Linked DNA regions of Homo sapiens: region 1 is linked to region 2. Evidence: chromatin loops called from intact Hi-C (ENCODE). Cell type or tissue: Caco-2. All regions are shown on one strand. Each heading gives the region's core, and the rest is flanking DNA. Links, peaks and the distances in the headings are about the cores only.

Region 1 (4,401 bases), core at 255-4,254, 59 kb after region 2:
CTCCCTTCCAGGTTTGGAAGTTGACTGGAATCGACAAGTAGATATCCCTGTGTGCTCCCTTGAAGTGGCCACCTGGGCCCATGAAATGAGTGGATATGGGGGTATTGTAGCACTACAGTGATGGGCTGAATCTAGACATGTTCCTTTTGCACCCTCTCAGGCACAAAATGCCAGAAAGAACTGTTCTGTTTCTCAGCAAAAGAGACAGAGATTGCTGATGGCTGCGGGGCAGATTCTCTGGTGGGAAGGCCCTGAACATAGCTGGCAACTGAGACTAATGCTGGTAGCCCCGTGGGGAGGCTAAAAATGGGACCTGACAGGAATAAACACTGACTCTGGAGTGGGCTTTGCTTATCTAATGGAAGATGAAAATGCTCAGAGTACCATAAAAAAATATAGAAGATATTGTATAGATTTGGATGGCTGGCCATCATTTTTTCAGACCAAGGAACACACTGTACAGCCCACAAAGTCCAACAATGAGTAGCAAGATATCCTTAGTGTAACAGTTTGACAGAGAAGTAGAATGGGCAACTGAAACCTTGGTTGTCTAAAACGGGGAGATAAAAGCATGAAGGGCTGGCTTACACACCTTCATGAGTGTGTGCTCACACCTCAACATGAATGGGACTAGAGTGTCCCTGATAGATTTTTTTTTCCTCTGTTTTTCTGGTTTATCTGGGGAAGAGGGGGTGGGGAAGATGCCAGTATGAAAGAAATTAAATCTTGGAACCCCAAAATCACTAAGCTAAAGGGAAAAGTCAAACTGGGGACTGCTTAGGGCAAACCTGCCTCCCATTCTATTCAAAGTCATCCCTCTGCTCACTGAGATGAATGTGTATCTGATTACTTCCTTTGGAAAGGATAATCAGAAACTCAAAAGAATGCAATCTTTTGTCTCTTATCTACCTATGACCTGAAAGGCCCCTCCCAGCTTCAAGTTGTCCCGCCTTTCCCAACTAAACCGAGGTACATATTGATTGATGTCTCAGGTCTCCCTAAAATGTGTAAAACCAAGCTGTACCCCGACCACCTTGCACACATATCATCAGGACCTCCTGAGGCTGTCACAGACCATCCTTAACTTTGGCAAAATAAACTTCCTAAATTAACTGGACCTATCTCAGATATCTGGGGTTCACACTGATATGACTATGTAGTTCCTGCCAAGGGAGGACTACACTAACATAACGACTATAGTTTGTTCTTTCTTCCTCAAATCACCTCAGGAAAAAAATATTAATTTTTTCTCCCCTACCTGATGCAATGGCCCTAGGACCAGGGCTGCAAGTACAAGTGTTAGAACAGCAGGGATGATTTCTAAGCAAAAAACAAACTATGTTTTTAAACCTTACGTCAAAATTCCTAAGGTCATGATGGATTGTGCCTTCAATCCATCTAGCAAAATTGGGGCTAACTGTGATTGCAGCTATATTGCCTGGTGGTAAAAATAGCTCACTAGTTCTACACCTTTGTAACCTTACCCTGTCTGAGTAGACTGAGGAGGAGGTACTTGCCAGACTTGTACTGCTGCCTGCTATCTAGACCAGCACAGTGACAATTCTAATGTCTCTTCCAATGTTGAAAAAGTTAGTGTACCAACGGAGAGAAGGAGAAATACTAGCTGAAATTAAAGAAATGAATAAATGGGATATTGAGGAAAATTAAATATTATGTTACCAACTCAAGAGTCTCAGAGCAAGAGATAACATTGTCTATAAGCTCAATAATCCCAGATGCCTGAAAGGGTAAAGCTATATATATTTACCAAGGCCACTCCTGCTTTTGGAAGCTGACAAGATTGAGAAGAAACCCACAAACAGGAGTGGCCTCATCTTGGAAGACATTCATATACTATGATGGGCTGAAGTAATTATTAATGATTGTGCATAGTATATACTTTTATGTGAAAAATCCATAGTCAAAAACCAGGGGGTGGCCTGTGGTATTATGGTATATACTGGTTTTCATCCACGGTTCCTGGCTCATAACTTCCATAGCCCTTGTTACAGCATTTTGTTATAATGTTGGGTGTGTTAGGACTCAGGGGGCAGGCCTCTGACCTTTTCCTGCCCTCCTTTCTTATTGTAGGTCTTAAGAGCCTTCCATGCAAGGGTCCCACCCTATACCCTGGGGGAAGGAATGCTGATGTCTTGAAGCTTCCATAAAAACCCAAGGGGTCAGGGTTCAGTAAGCTTCCAGATAGCTGACACGTGGAGGTTCCTGGAGGGTGGCAACCCCAGGAAGGGCCTGGAAGCTCTGAGCTTCTTCTCCCATATCTCACCCTATGTGTCTCTTCAACTGTATCCTCTGTAGTACCCTTTATAATAAACCGGTAAGCATTAAAAAAAAAAAAATTAACTATAAAAAAAATTTTTTTAAGGCCAAAGAGTTTGCTATCCCTCTCTCTGATTTCAACCAGAAGACAGCGTCTGCAAACCGGGAAGAGTGCCCTCACCAGACATCCTATCTGCCAGAGCCTTCATCTTGGACTTACCAGGCTCTAGAACTTTGAAAAGTAAATTTCTGGGTTGTTTAAGCTACCCAGTCTGTGGTATTCTGTTATAGCAGCCTGAACTAGGGCAAAGACAACCTTCACTCAATATTTTTATAGAACACCGGTTTTCAAATTTTATTATGCCTCACCATCACCTGGAGGGTTTGTTAGAATACAGATTGCCAGGCCCTACCCAGAGTTTCTGGGGTAGTACGTCTGAATCAGGGGCCTGAGAATTGCATTTCTAACAGCTCCCAGGTGATGTGATACACTGTCTTGTCTTTTGTAAACACTCTAACAAAATTAGAAAACCTACGATCAAATGTAAGGACCTAAACAAAATTCAAAACTAAATTTACATAATTTGTGAATTTTCTGCTTTTTCTTTTGCAACAAATATTTTTTGAGCATTTATTCCAGTGCCCAGAACTAGACTGGACACTGGCACTGGGTGGAGTACTGAGTAAACTAAAACACGCATGCTTTTGGCCGGGCACGGTGGCTCACGCCTGTAATCCCAACACTTTGGGAGGCCGAGGTGGGTGGATCACCTGAGGTCGGGAGTTCGAGATCAGCCTGGCCAACATGGTGAAACCCCATCTCTACCAAAAATACAAAAAATTAGCTTGGCGTGGTGGTGGGCACCTGTAATCCAGCTACTCGGGAGGTTGAGGCAGGAGAATAGCTTGAACCCAGCAAGCAGAGGTTGCAGTGAGCCGAGATCACACCACTGCACTCCAGACTGGGCGACAAGAGCGAAACTCCATCTCGAAAAAATAATATGCTTTTTTATTTTTTAGATGTTGTTCTACAGGTAGAGGGGGGCTAATAACTAGTCTCGTAATTCATTAATTACAATTGCAGGAAGAGGTACATAAGAGAAGTACAAGGTACTATGAGGCCCTGTAAGATTGGGTGGTCTGACATTAGCCTGGGTCAGGGAAGGCTTCTTTAAGGAAAAGACACTTGAACTTAGTTCTGAAGGAGGAGCAGAAATGGGGTCCTCGGGGAGAGAGCATTCCATATAGTGGGAAGACCGCACACAGTAGAAACAGAATACAGTAGGAGGGTAGATCCCTCAGAGAAGGCCAGAGATACTGTTGCAGGCAGGCATGCAGAGCCTAGCAGGTAGAGTAAGGAGTCTGAATCGTGCTCTAAGTATGAACGGAGCTACTAGGGATTCTTAGCTAGAAACTAACTTAATGTATGTTTCAAAAAGAGTCAGCCTAGCTGCTTTGCAGAGATGGAATAAGAGTAGCAAGAGTGGATCCAAAAAAACAATTCAGGGGACCACAATCTGTGGAATTGGGTGATGGACTGGGTAAGACGGAGTGAGGGAAAGGAAGAAAGATTCAAGGCTAACTCTACAAAATGTTGTGAAGTGATTAGCAGTGCTTTTTCCAATCTGAATTGAATTTTTCCCTATGGCATAGTGTGAGAGGAAAACAATGGATTTTATCTGTGCCTGGGAAAAGACGGGGCTTACAAAAATAAACAGTAGGATGACAGATCAAATGTTTCCCTTTTCCAAGAATGGAAAATTCCTTTTGAGAGCATTATATATTAAGCTCGTAGGTAGCTTTAATGTCTCCTTTCACATTTGTGGAAGCAGACTGACAGGATTATTCATCTCATGCCATAGTCTCTGAACTATAGGAGCATCTTACTTTTACCTTCTCATAGCATTTGTCACTTTCTGTCTTGTATTTTCATTATATAACAATGTTTCTTATCTCCCTTCTAAAACTGTAAGTTCCCTAGTGAAACATAATTTACCACAAAAATAAGAAATCCCAAAGACAATCTATGTACTCCAACCTAGGGATGTTGTAAGTAGGAAGGGGATTAGAGAAAAAATAGGCAGAAAATTATTTTCTTTTGGCTCATTAAACAAATGAGTTATC
Region 2 (4,401 bases), core at 250-4,249:
TCCTTTTGCTTGCATTCTACCTCTCACTGACCTCTGAGCTAGGGCTGTATCAATTCCTGCAATAGGCAAGTTTACAATCTCATAGAGTTGACAGGAAACACAAGTAGGACATAAGTGAAGGAAGTATACAAGTATATTTGCAGCGCACTGCTAAGTAAATACAGAAGAAAGGAATAAGAGTTGCTGAAATGTAGAGGCTGACTGGGGCTGCGTAGAGTTTGTCTTAAATTTCCAAGAGATTAATGTGTCTGAGCGTTGGGTAATTTTGGCCTCTTGTGATCTAGAATACGATCAAATTAGTTTGAAAATCTTTGTATAATTCACACGTGCCAGGCTCCAAAGCTAGAGTCTGCATACAATGACAAGAGAATTTTATTTTCAGTTGTATACTGTGCTTGGTTTCAGAGCTACTCTAACAAACCTTACTTTCCCTTGCCATTCTAACTTCATTTTCCACTAGTAGTCTCCAGCAAGAATGCTCTGCTGTCATCAAATTCAACTCCCACCTCATTTTCTCGCCAAGTATCTCAGTTTATTCCCAACTGCTGTTCTCTTGGACTGGAATTGTCTGCATGACTCTCCTTGAAAGTAAACTGAAAGTTCAACTAATGCCAAATTCAGCAGCTTAATTAAGAGTCCCTGTAACATATGGAAGGCTGCAGATACATAAAATTGGCGAACCCTTACAAACTGGCTTCCCCTCAAGGTGATCAGCCAGTGATTCTTGAAGCTGTGTCTTATTCTCTTAGGATACAACAGGACTTCTTCTGCAGTAAGGATAAGTAACACCTAAGTGTCTGTTACGTGCAGATGAAGAATTCTATAGATGGACAGATGGAAAGATGGATGGATGGAAGAATTACAAACAGATATGGCTCACTCATTTGATTAAACAGGCCTAGCCCCAAAATCAGAGTATCATTTAGAGTCATTTGAGATCACCAAGGGTCATCAAGTTATGTATGACCAGAGATGAAAATATAGTATAAACAAGGTTGGAGCCTCAATGTTTAACTGTCTCATGAATATCTTCTGATGGGTATATTTTTGATGCTCAAAAATCAGAGGTACTCCAATATTTGCAATTTTAATGGCCTTTTTTCATAGAGCATGGCAATTACCAGGTTGTTTCAAAGAGCCTGTACAAGGGATGATGAAGAACAGAAGCATACTGGCTATGTGTATCAGTTCTACAGCCAGATATCTGGGTTCAAATATTGGTTCTGCCACTTATTAGTTATGTAACCTGGGGCAAGCTCCTTAACCATGTGATGTCTCAGTTTTCCCACCAGTCTCAAAGGGGGTGATTATGTTGATGACAACTTATAAAGCAATTATGAAACAGTGCCTTCATATTGTAAATACTGAAAAAAAATTGTTAGTTGTGTTATATAGCACAATGGAATAATAAATTCCTTTGCTGCCAATAACTAGTTGCTTCTGACAAAGAAAAAAAAAAAAAACTGATGTCCATGGAAAAAAATATAATTCTAATACAAATAGGTGAAATATATCTGCAGGGTTATTACACTTGAAACTCAGGGAGCACAAATGAAAGAAATTAACATTAACTTTGTTTAACTAAAAAACATATATACAGTCTTTGCGAAACAGAAACAGAGAGAAACCTTATAAAATCAAAATGACCATGAATAGTTTTGTAAATGAACTATGCCACGCTAACTAGATAACACTTCTTAATTAGCATATGAACAAAAGACAGAATAGTACATTGTGACTTCATTCAAGACTTCAATAAAACAAAATGCTTGCAAAAAGGAAAGAAAAATCAGCTTCAAAAGGTTCAGCAAAGGTTATGATAAATGACTCAGTTTAGGGTTGAATGCAAGGAGTAGCAGAGAGTGGAGGGCTCTGGGTAAGCACTAGACTGGAAGCAAAAATAAACAGCATGTGTAATCAAATTCACCCAACTGTGTCATACCACGTGGCCCTGCAATACCTGCAATGCAGGAAAGGCCTGGTGCCGAGTAAGAAGAAAGCACATATGCAGGGCAAGCAGTGGGAAGAAACCTTCCATACTGCCCTGGTAGCACCCTAACTAAAGAGGAGAAGATGGTCAGAGCAGCTAACAGCTCTGAACAAGAAGGGGGCCACAGATTTAGAATTGCAAATGGTTGGCCTCAGACATTCACCTTCTCCTATCATTCTTTCCAAATCAAATCAATAATCTGTGTGTGTGTAGGGGCCTGTGTATTTGTGAGATCCCCTAATCCAAAGGCCTATCCCATTTTATTGAAACAAATATTTAAAGAACATGGAATGAGCTAGACACAGTGATAAGCATAATCCCCATGCTAAATTAGGAAGCTTATCTTACCAGAAAGCCAACTCTATCTCAGTTCCCCCTCTCTGAGTCTGTTTTCCCATTCATAAAGTGTGGGAGTTGAATAAAAAGGTTCCTGTGGTTATCTAATATTGCACAGATTTACCAAAAATTTGTCAAGTTAGCACCCTGAAGATGGAATGTTCAAAACGATAAAATGAGCATAAGCAGGTATTTACTTAAAAGAATGACAGATGATTAAGTGGTTAAGGGGTTGTGAGCAACATTAGGTCCTGGTGGACACACTTGTTTGCCTCTCAGTTTCTCTAGTGCACCTCACCTCCCCAGGGGCTGGACCCAACATTTCCTCCCATCACCGATAAGCCTCAGGCCCAAGGGACCCTGTCTCTTTCTTTAGGGGGTTCATAGCCTCCAGTCAGCTCAAAACAGGCTTCCAGCTAGTGCCCTAGCACTAGCTTGCCTTACTAGAATGCCAGCTCCCTAAGCAGCAGTGGCTCTGTGTTTGATTTAGTGACCAGAGGGCAACGTGGAACAGAACTAAATTAGGAACCCCTACAGAGATTTGCTTTAAAAAACTAGAGAAACCACCACAAATGTTTCTGCTTTTTCATTAATGCATTTATTAACAATAAATGTTTAAAGCAATTTATTTTTATCAGGAGAAGTCAGGGATTTTTGAGAGAAAAGTAAAGGGGAATATATGTAGGGAGTGAAGCAGTGAGAGAAGTCTGAATATATAGTTCAATTATTCCAGTGAGTAGAGGAAATGGAGACCTTGATGTGCTTCATACTAAGTATAAACTACATTAATTAGAGCTTTTAAACATTGAACAATTAAGTTTACATCAATCAAGTTTATACATAAAATACTCTTAAAGGCAACAACACTTTAATTTTTACTGTATTCATCTTTATCAACTACTGTCTTTATTCATAATTCCCTCTATTTAAAGCCCAAAGCTTTCCCAAACTACTGTTCTTGGCAAAAGAACTCTCGCTAATTTTCTGCAATTCTCATTATCCATCATTCTTACAGCTAAAACCTTTAAATCTTTGGAATCACTTTTAAAACACGCTTATGCTTGCCAAATACTGTCCCATTCTTTTTAAATATGCTTGAATAGATTTGCTTTGGGAATAATTACGTTTAAGAAACTGCCAAAGCAACAGGGAAGTTGTACACCACTATAGAGATCGCTCAGATTGTTGTGTGGGGATCTCTGTCACATAAACTTCATTATGGATCTTCGGGTTTCACTATGATCATCCAAAAATAAGTCTGACTTATACGTTCATATTTAAAAGAAAAGTTGCAATAAAGGGCCATGCAATGCTTGACCTTGAGAAACAGTGCCTCTTGTATGAATCCAGGTAACCTCTGGCTATTAATCGGTATGTTATATAACAAACCGGAATAAGCTTTGCTAAGGAGCTTCAATTTTACTAATGTCCAGTTGTTTCCAACCTGGTGAACACTAGATTTCCTTCCTAAATTATTTTTACCCAAAAGAATTCTTAAACAGCTAAATTATAAGACTTTGTGGTATCAGTGGCTATAAATCTCAGTAAGGACCACCTCTGGACTTAATTTAGAGAAATGGAGTATATCTGATAACTAGGAATAAAGAGCTAATCAAAACTGGCTTTGTAAATGTTAAAGTAAGGTTGGGTTAGCAATTGTCCATAGCATTAAGTATGCAATCCATTGTGTAACTCCTAAGGTTTACTTTACTTTTGCTGCTATTTTTTCTTTTTTAAAATAAATTAATAGATTAATAAAAACACAACCACCCAGTTGCTATAGGGAAAGCAGGATTTGGGCTCTAATGGTGACCATAAAACACTATGAAGAAACGCTTTCGTTCACTCCTAGGAATACATTTAAAATTTAAAAGAAACATAATCATAGATCATAAGTAAGGATTTTGGCTACATTTCTAAAATAGCGTGTTCATTGTTATAGTTTGTATTTTGACTGAAACAGACTGATACTAGTTAGAATAAACATTAGGATTTGGAGTAGGAAGCCTATAATGTAGAACTTTAATCAGGTTCAGACCCAGGCAGTATCTGCAAAAGGAAACGGTTGGTGGAAG

Evidence for each region. Peaks named below come from ENCODE experiments on the same cell type or tissue, not always from the same donor. Only the 100,000 strongest peaks of a DNase experiment are listed, where the experiment ranks them.
Region 1: it touches region 2 in a loop (4-fold over the local background); 1 of 110 quality-filtered maps calls a loop at or near these places.

The regions. Positions count from the first base shown.
Region 1 is chrX:139,901,262-139,905,662 of GRCh38, forward strand. All of the region lies in intron 1 of ATP11C (ATPase phospholipid transporting 11C (ATP11C blood group)), which reads right to left. Among named protein-coding and RNA genes, the nearest start is that of MIR505, 21 kb to the right of the region's middle. In Caco-2, for the core only: no CTCF peak of the experiment used is centred there; a DNase peak (open chromatin) is centred at 2,150.
Region 2 is chrX:139,842,464-139,846,864 of GRCh38, forward strand. The region is part of intron 1 of ATP11C (ATPase phospholipid transporting 11C (ATP11C blood group)); the gene reads right to left. Among named protein-coding and RNA genes, the nearest start is that of MIR505, 80 kb to the right of the region's middle. In Caco-2, for the core only: no CTCF peak of the experiment used is centred there; no DNase peak of the experiment used is centred there.